2 separate regions of the Homo sapiens genome follow, and region 1 is linked to region 2. A link is a loop called in an ENCODE intact Hi-C map of the cell type or tissue named here. Cell type or tissue: heart right ventricle. All regions are shown on one strand. Links, peaks and the distances in the headings refer to the core of each region. The heading gives the core; the rest is flanking DNA.

Evidence for each region. Peaks named below come from ENCODE experiments on the same cell type or tissue, not always from the same donor. Only the 100,000 strongest peaks of a DNase experiment are listed, where the experiment ranks them.
Region 1: it touches region 2 in a loop (2.1-fold over the local background); 17 of 110 quality-filtered maps call a loop at or near these places.

What each region holds. Positions count from the first base shown.
Region 1 is chr17:57,030,162-57,034,552 of GRCh38, reverse strand. No RefSeq gene overlaps it. Among named protein-coding and RNA genes, the nearest start is that of AKAP1-DT, 53 kb to the left of the region's middle. In heart right ventricle, for the core only: no CTCF peak of the experiment used is centred there; a DNase peak (open chromatin) is centred at 2,002; H3K27ac peaks cover 2,210 bases.
Region 2 is chr17:57,089,022-57,093,412 of GRCh38, reverse strand. The region is part of intron 1 of AKAP1 (A-kinase anchoring protein 1); the gene reads right to left. Among named protein-coding and RNA genes, the nearest start is that of AKAP1, 6.0 kb to the right of the region's middle. RefSeq lists enhancers at 30-529, 1,452-2,001. In heart right ventricle, for the core only: no CTCF peak of the experiment used is centred there; a DNase peak (open chromatin) is centred at 2,012; H3K27ac peaks cover 4,000 bases.

The DNA.
Region 1 (4,391 bases), core at 289-4,288, 59 kb after region 2:
CCATACTTGGCTAATTTTTGTTTTTTTTTTTGTAGAGGCAGGGTTTCACCGTGTTGCCCAGGCTTGTCTATAACTCCTTGGCTCAAGCGATCCTCCCACCTTGGCCTCCCAAAGTGCTGGGATTCCAGGCATGAGCCACTGTGCCCAGCTTGGCTGACAAATTCTAATGGCAGAAAAGATCAAATACCAAGATTGCTTGTAAACATCACAGCAAAATATTGCACTTACTTCACTGCCCCCTGAAGTGACCACATTTTTCTTTTGTTTTGAGACAGGGTCTCACTCTGTCACCCAGGTTGCAGTGCAGTGGCATGATCATAGCTCACTGCAGCCTCAACTTCCTGGGCTCAAGTGATTCTCCCACCCCACACTCTTAAGTAACTGGAACTACAAGCATGCACCACCATGCCTGGCATTTTTTTTATTTTTATTTTTATTTTTATTTTTATTTGTAGAGATAGGATCTCACTATATTGCCCAGGCTGGTCTAGAACTCCTGGGCTCAAATGATCCTCCCACCTTGGCCTCCCAAAGTGCTGAGGTTACATGTCTGAGCCATTGTACCCAGTCAGTGACCACTTTTGAGAAACAAAAATACAAATTCCCAATCCTAACATATAGATCTGAGCCCCAAAGCATCTGTGTCTTCACCAGATTTGATTTACTTTAAGTACATTGTTTAAAAAAAATTAAAATAAATAGAGAGAGGGTCTCCCTATGTTGCCCAGGCTGGTCTTGAACTCCTGAGCTCAAGCGATCCTCCATGTTGGCCTCCCAAAGGGCTGGGATTACAGGTGCGAGCCACTGCATCTGGCTTTAACCAAGTACATTCGAACACATGTTCTTTTAATTTAGGGTTTTGGGGTTTTGTTTGTTTTTTTTTTTTCTTTGCTTTTTTACATTGGTATAGTTATTTTTAAATATTTTCTCAGCAGTTGCTTTTTCCTAATTCAGATGAAAACAGGGCCTGGCTTGGGCTTTAGCCAATTAAAACAGGCTATGCTTCTACGAGCAGAGTTAAATGTGTTCCCAGAGAGTTGCCAGTGCCACTTTATTTTTGGTTACAGTTCTCTCAAGAGGACCTTTTAATAGCTCTTGAAGTAGGGGCAGTAATCCTTGGAAACAAGACAAACCAGTTTTCTCCCCTCTACCCCACAACTCCTTTTTGCCTTTACACTTGAAGCAACTAAATTAGAAGTTGGACGTCACGAATCCTATAGTTTTACTTGAAATTTCCTGCTGCTGACACTAATGTTTTCTTTTCTGTTAGAATCAGGAACACTTAAAAAGTCAAACCTCCTCGTGACCTGATCTCAAAGTACATTTGAAATTTTTTTTTTTTTTTTTTTTTGAGACGGAGTTTTGCTCTTGTTGCCCAGGCTGGAGTGCAGTGGCACGGTCTCGGCTCACTGCAATCTCCGCCTCCCAGGTTCAAGTGATTCTCCTGCCTCACCCTCCTCCTGAGTAGCTGGGATTACAGGCACCTGCCAGCACACCCAGCTAATTTTTGTATTCTTAATAGAGACGGGGTTTGACCATGTTGGCCAGGCTGGTCTCGAACTCCTGACCTCAGGTGATCTGCCAGCTCGGCCTCCCAAAGTGTTGGGATTACAGGCATGAGCCACCGTGCCCGGCCTGTAATGTTTTTTTCCCATGGCAACATTTCTCAGCTACTCTGGGCTTATGAAGAAGAGTATAACAATGCCTGTCCCAGTTTTAAAACCACATTGTATTTAGTCAGAATTAGGCATGGCTGTAAGTGGTAGAAAACCCAAACCAACAGTAGCTTAAGACAAAAATTTATTTCCATGTAAAGAGAGAAAAGGAGTACAAAGGTGGAATGGTGGCTCCAGTCCTCAAAATCCTCGGGGACCTCGGCTCATTCTAGCATATCTTCCTACCATGATCCCAAATGGTTGCATTCACATTCCAGCCAGCAAAATAAAAGAGGGTGAAAGGGAACAAAAGGTACACCAAAGGGGACGGTTTCCAGCTGCTGCCAGAACACTTCTGTTTATATCCCGGTGGCCAGAACGTAGTCACGTGGCCACACTTAACTGCTGGGAAATGTAGTATTTTTTTTTTTTTTTCTGGATCGCTGTGTGCGCAGTTAAAAATTCTGCCTCTATGCTATACACCCTAGGGCCTATGGTCTTAAAATTTACCAATTTCTATCAATTTTGCCTTGAGAATTTGAAACACCTCTTGAGATTACTAAATAACAATATAAGGTGGTATAAAATCAGTATCAGAAATACCCCCACTCTTTATAATATTTATACAACATTTTACCAGAATTTTGCTTTTGGGAGTCCATAGTAATTAAATAACTCTAAAACCAGAAAAAGCTTTAAGCAAAATAATGTTCATCACAGTTATTTATAATCAGAAAAACTGAAATGACACTTTGAGAGGCCCAGGTGGGCGATTGCTAGAGCCCAGGAGTTTGAGATCAGTCTGGGCAACATGGTGAAACCCTGTCTCTACAAAAAAAATTTAAAAAATAAGCCAGGCATGGTGGTGCACACTTGTAATCCCAGCTACTTGGGAAGCTGAGGTGAGAAGATCACATGAGCCAGGGATGTCGAGGTTGCAGTGAGCCAAGATGGCACCACTGCACTCCAGCTGGGTGACAGAATGAGACCCTGTCTGAAAAAAAAAAAAAAAAAGAAAAGAAAAACTGAAATTTGAATAAATGTCAAAATATGGAGGACTGGTCAGATGAAGTGTAGAACATTTTCTTAATGGAATATTATGTATCTGTTAAAAAATGATATTTACAAGGCCAGACACAGTGGCTCAGGCCTGTAATCCCAGCCCTTCAGGAGGCCAAGGCAGGAGGGTCACTTGAGGCCAGGAGTTCAACACCAGTCTGGGAAACAAAATGAGACTTTGTCTCTACAAAAAATTGAAAAATTAGCGGGGTGTGGTGGTGGCACCTGTAGTCCCAGCTATGCAGGAGGCTGAGGCAGAAGGATCACTTGAGCACAGAGGTTCAAGGCTGCTGTGAGCTATGACCATACCACTGCACTCTGTTCTCCAGCTTGGACAACAGAGCAAGACCTTCTCTCTTTAAAAAAAAATTATACTGACAAAGAACCCACAGTAACATAGATAAATTCTTATAATGCCCGTTAAATAAAAAATATAGGGATATGAATTAAGCCAAATGACTTTTTTGGGTAATGAGACTTTTAATAACTATTTTCCTACATTTCTTTATTTTCTAAATTTTGTTACTATTACACTTATTATTTTATTAGAAATAAAAAATATTGCTGGGCGTGGTGGCTCATGCCTGTAATCCCAGCACTTTGGGAGGCCAAGACGGGTGGATCACCTGAGGTTAGGAGTTTGAGACCGGCCTGGCCAACATGGTGAAAACTGTCTCTACTAAAAATATAACATTAGCTGGTTGTGGTGGCACATGCTTGTAATCCCAGCTACTCTGGAGGCTGGGGCAGAAGAATTGCTTGAACCCGGGAGGCAGAGGTTGCAGTGGACCGAGATGGCGCCATGGCACTCCAGCCTCGGCAACAAGAGTGAAACTCCATCACAAAGAAGGAAAAATAAAATAAAAAATATCCTATCCTCTAGTCTCTCTAGTTACCTACACTTTACCCATCTTTAGGTACCTACACTCTACCCATCTCTAGATACCTATACTCTACCCATCTCATAGAGCTCAGTTTAATCTGACCTCCTGTCCAAAAGCTTTTCTGGCCATTCCCTCTCTTCTGCATTATTGCTGACACCACTTGTAATGGGAAGTCATTTCTTTTTTTTTTTTTCTTTTTTTTTGGAGCGGGGGAAGAGCCTCACTTAGTTGTCCAGGCTGGAGTATAGTGGCATGATCGTGGCTCACTACCTTGACCTCCCAGGCTCAAGCGATTCTCCCACGTCAGCCTCCTTGAGTAGCTGGGACTATAGGTGCTCACCACCATGCCTGGCTAATTTTAAAAATTTTTTGTAGAAATGGGGTCTCCCTATGTTGCCCAGGCTGGTCTTGAACTCCTAGACTTAAGCAATCCACCTGCCTCAGCCTTCCAAAGTGTTGAGATTACAGATGTGAGCCACCGCGCCTGGCAAAACTCTTTTTTTTTTTTTGTCTTGCCAGCATCAGGCAGAATCCTCTGATGAGAAGCTATTGGGGCCTCAATGAGGTTATACCTTTCCTCTCTCTCCTCCTTGGTAGATACAGAGTAGTCCTGTAGACCCACTAATCAGATGCTCCAGCCCAGGAATTTGAATTGGTGGAAATAAATTTGTAGTCTACGTGGGCTTTGGATATTTGATGATACTAAGATATTTTTCACTTGGGGGGTAGTAGGGGAGTGATGATGGTATTATGGTTGTTTTTAAATTTTATTTTAAAAATGTAGGTGTTCAAG
Region 2 (4,391 bases), core at 97-4,096:
GCTGGACCTCTCAGGGCCAGTCATTTAACAAAGAGTTTAACACGCACTGTGAGCCAAGTTCGCTGGGCACATAAGGCAAAGAGATCCCTCAGGAAGCAAAGGTGGAAGGAAGGGTAGAGAGTCAAATTACAGGTAAGATACTGCAAAGATTCCGCGACTTAAATATAAAGACCTGCAGCCTCTCTCAACTGATTGAGAGAACTGAGCCCTAAGGCTGCCCTTGCATGTGATGAATTACCTATATCCCTGTGCGTGTAGCAGGGCACCAGCTGGGAGAGTTGAGGAACGGTCACCTAGTCCTTTTCTGTGTGCTGTGGTTGAAATGAGAAAGGCTGGATGGAGCACTTGGAAGGGGAAGCTGCAGACAGAATGAGGCGGGAATGCCTCTTGGAAGAGGTGGCATCAGAACTGGAACACTTGAGAACTGTGCCAAGATCTGGGGGGAAGCAGGAGGAGAGCGGGGAGAAAGTTCCAGGCAGGAAGAACATGTGCCAAAGTCCTAAGGCAGGAACAGGCTTGGCTGACTCAAGAGGTAGCAAGAGGGGAGGTGAAGATGAGGCAGAGCATGGCTCTCAGAAAAAGGGCTCTCCAACATCACTGCGCGGAAGGCCAGTCGGACTCGCAAGAACCCCAAGGGACACGGTCCACCAAACTTTCTCCAGAGGGGAAAGCGATGTGCCTGAAGAGCCAAGGGGCTTTAGTTCTTAATTAATAAGCAGAAGCTGCTTCCAGACTTGATTCCTGAAACAGGATGCCTCTGTGGCTGGTAGCATGACAGGTACACTGTGTAGGTAAACAGGGGCTTGCTTTTACCTTTAAGTTCTCAGCGAATACACTTGCCAGGAAGCCCTGTGGCCACACCACACATTAGCCTTACAGAGCCACCACTAAGGGTAAGGGATAATAAGCCCCCCTTACTCTCAGGCTCCCTCAAAGGAACCTGTTCCAATAAGGCAGTCCAGCCCCAGGAGGCGGACACACACAGCCTACGTAAGCCCTTGCCACTTCTTTGAATCAGACTTTGCAAAAAACAACCTTGCTCTCCAGCCAACATAAACCATAGGCAACAGAGGGCCTTATAAGGCTTGAAGCTTTCTTAATCAGAAACAGTTAGATGGGCTGGAGTTAGCAGCTCCAAGTTAGAGGGAAGGAGGAACTGAAAAGGAGAGAAGAAAGGGTGGCCTAGGGAACCAGCAAGCTTGCTGGTCAAACTGCTTTTTCATCCCTCTTCAGCTTCTGTGTCATCACAGTAAAGAATTCTCACCGGGGGTCTATGGCCATGCCTCCTTTCATGTTTGCATTTTGGTTTAAGCCAGAGGAATCAGACTGCCCACCAATCCACACTATTAGAGAGTTTTTAAGTGTCCATTTAGTGGCCAGCCTTTAGGCTGGGCAACTTCACACAAAAATGAAGTTATGGGGCCAGGCACGGTGGCTCACACCTGTAATCTCAGCACTTTGGGAGACCAACATGGAATGATCACTTGAGCCTAGGAGTCTTGAAATGGGTCTGGGCAAGGTGATGAGACCCCATCACTACAAAAAAAATTTTTTTAACTAGCCAGGCATCATGATGTGCACCTATAGTCCCGGGTACTTGGGAGGCTGAGGCAGGAGGATCCCTTGAACCCAGGAATTCAAGGCAGCAGTGAGCTATGATCGAGCCACTGTACTCTAGCCTGGGTGACAAAGCAAGACCTCATCTCTAAATAAATAAATAAATAAATAAATAATGTTTTTAATGGGGTTATGTGGTTTCCTGAAAAATTGCCTGCTGGGGCAACAAGGGGTCCTCACTCCCCAGGCAGCAGTCTGACACCTAGCTCCCCAGCTCCCCAGCTCCCCGGGCTGCCTCAGTCACATGCCTGCCTGCACCAGGAGGCAGGCTGGGCCCCTGCCACAGATCCAGAATAGAAAAGGCAGCCCTGGAGACCTCTTAAGCAGCCACCCCCTCCACACACCCCTTGGCAGCTTCCAGGGTGGCTTTATTCTCCTCTCTCTCCTGACGAGGCGGTGGCAGCAGAGACAGCAGCAGCTTTGGCACCAGGACCTGTCCCGTACACTGCAGCCACATGCACTTGGCCCTCCTAAAGGATGCCACCTGCTAAAAATAGCACCAGCACATGCTTGGCCAGGTGAGCCACACCAAAGCCAAAGGACAAAGCAGGGAGGTTATTTGCAGCACGGCCTTTTCTCCCAGAGACAGCTAAAGGCACAGCTGAGTGTGGGTCTCCCTCCAAGGCAGTTCAGGAAAGTGAGAATCACTCCTGCTCCTTTTTCTTGGGAGTGGCAGAAAGGAGGGGCAAGAAGGAGTGTACAGAAGACTGAACTGTCCTTCAGATCTGTCATCGACCCAACCTCACAAAGGCACATCCAGGCCCAGGCCAGAGAAGGGATGGGGGCTGGGGCTGTGCTTGAAAAGATCTTACTGCCTCCTCTAATCAGGAGGCCAGCTACTGCTGGGTGACAGCCTTTGGAGGGCCAGGAGATGGTCTGTGACCTCCAAGTGAGGTCTGACAGGTGTCGGGAAATTAGTGACTTCAGGATTGTCTTTTTCAATCAGCTCAGTCTTCAGAGCAGTTTCCCTGAGCCCTCAGGCACAGCTTTTTTTATTCATAGTCATTACTTGTGCATTTCAAAAGCACCCGATGGTTGCATAATTCTGATGATAAAATATGGCTTTGGAAAGACAAGAGAGTTAAGAGTAGGATCCTGTACTTCAGTTTCCCATAAAATGAAGATGTTCTGTAATAGGGAATATCTCCCTCACAGAGTTGTAACGAGGCTGAACACACTTAAGTCAGACTCCATATGTGGGATCAATGATTTTAATCTTTGTAAAACCCAGTTTAGTTTCCTGAATGAGGATGTGGTGATAAAGGGGCAGTAAATAAGCAACAACCAATGAGCATGGGGGGCGGCAGGGGCAGAGGAGGAGGTGGGGAGCACGCCCCAGCCCAGGTCCAAGCCAGTCCAGCCCTTGCTGTGTCCAGGGACCAGTTTACTCTACTCGGATCTTGTTTCTTCACCCACAAACTAATCACTGTACTAACCTCATAGGGCTGACAGAGAATAAAAATGACACAGAAAAAAAAAAGCCACTAATATGCCAGTAGGTGCTCATCAGTAAGTGTCCTTTATGCTGCCTGGCTCCAAGAAAAGAGATCTCACATTATATATACCAAAGGTCAATCTAGCAGGGTTCAAACAAAGCACACCCAGGACTAGAAGAGGGGGCATCTGGAAACAAAGAACTCCCCACCCCTGCCACAACAGAACACGTTAGCATCCACGCTGTGGCCCCACTCTCCCCCAACACCTTCTGTGAAGAATGGCCCCTAACATTTAGGTGGACTGGAAACAGCAGAATGAAAACACAACCTCGTTTAAGAGAAGGGCCGCACTGAGATCTGTAGGAAGTCATCAGGTGGGTGAAGGACCAAGTAACAATATGTTGACATCTGACATTTGGAGACCAAGGACAAACCAGCAGGGATCTTTATGATAATAAACGGCTTCAAACCAAAAGGGCTTTCTAAGGGCTTAGCATCTGGACCTTTGCTTCACGCTCCTGTCCCCAGGTCCTTTCTGAAGGTCCTCACTCAAACTGTTTCAAAACTGTTCGTCCACTCCCAACTGGCAGACTAGAACTCACTTGTAGTATGCCATGGAGACAACCAGTAGATAATTTGTCACCAAAGCTGTTGGGTTTATGGACTCTGGAAGACTAAGCTCAAACATGTTATGCTTTAGAGATTTACAAGTTGAGACAATTAAGCTTTTAGAGTTGGAGAAAAAAAAACTTTCTAGGCCGGCGCTGTCCAACAAAACTTTCTTCGATTATGGAAAATGTTCTTGACCTGTACTGACCAGGACGGCAGCCACTAGCTACACGAGGCCACTGAGAACCTGAAATGTGGCTAATGTCACTAAGAAATTTTTTTAAAAATACTTTGAAAAGTTTAATTAGTCACACAGCTAGCAGCTACCCTACAGACAAGGCAGCTCTAAACTCCCCACACCCAGGACAAATTTAGGCAAATAAAGCTATCTTTAAAAATAAAAAATATTTAGAACAGTAGCACACCTTAGAGCTAAGAACTTGAGATGAACAGTGAGTTGTTTTTTTTCCCCTTAAGTCTTTGACATGTACTACCCATTGAGCTGTGCTCCCCAGCCCAAACACATCACTCCAGTGGCCCCTGGGCACGTTTGGTCTAACTCCAAGGCTCCCAGGACCATAATCTGAATACTGATAATTTTGACCAAACCTCTTTTAGCCACTGAATAAACCAAGATCTGGAAGGCCAACCAGCCTGCCTAGAATCACCGCCAGGTTTCAGCTCTGAGAGCTGCAGCAAGTCCCAGGCTCTTGTCAGCTAAGCCCAGCA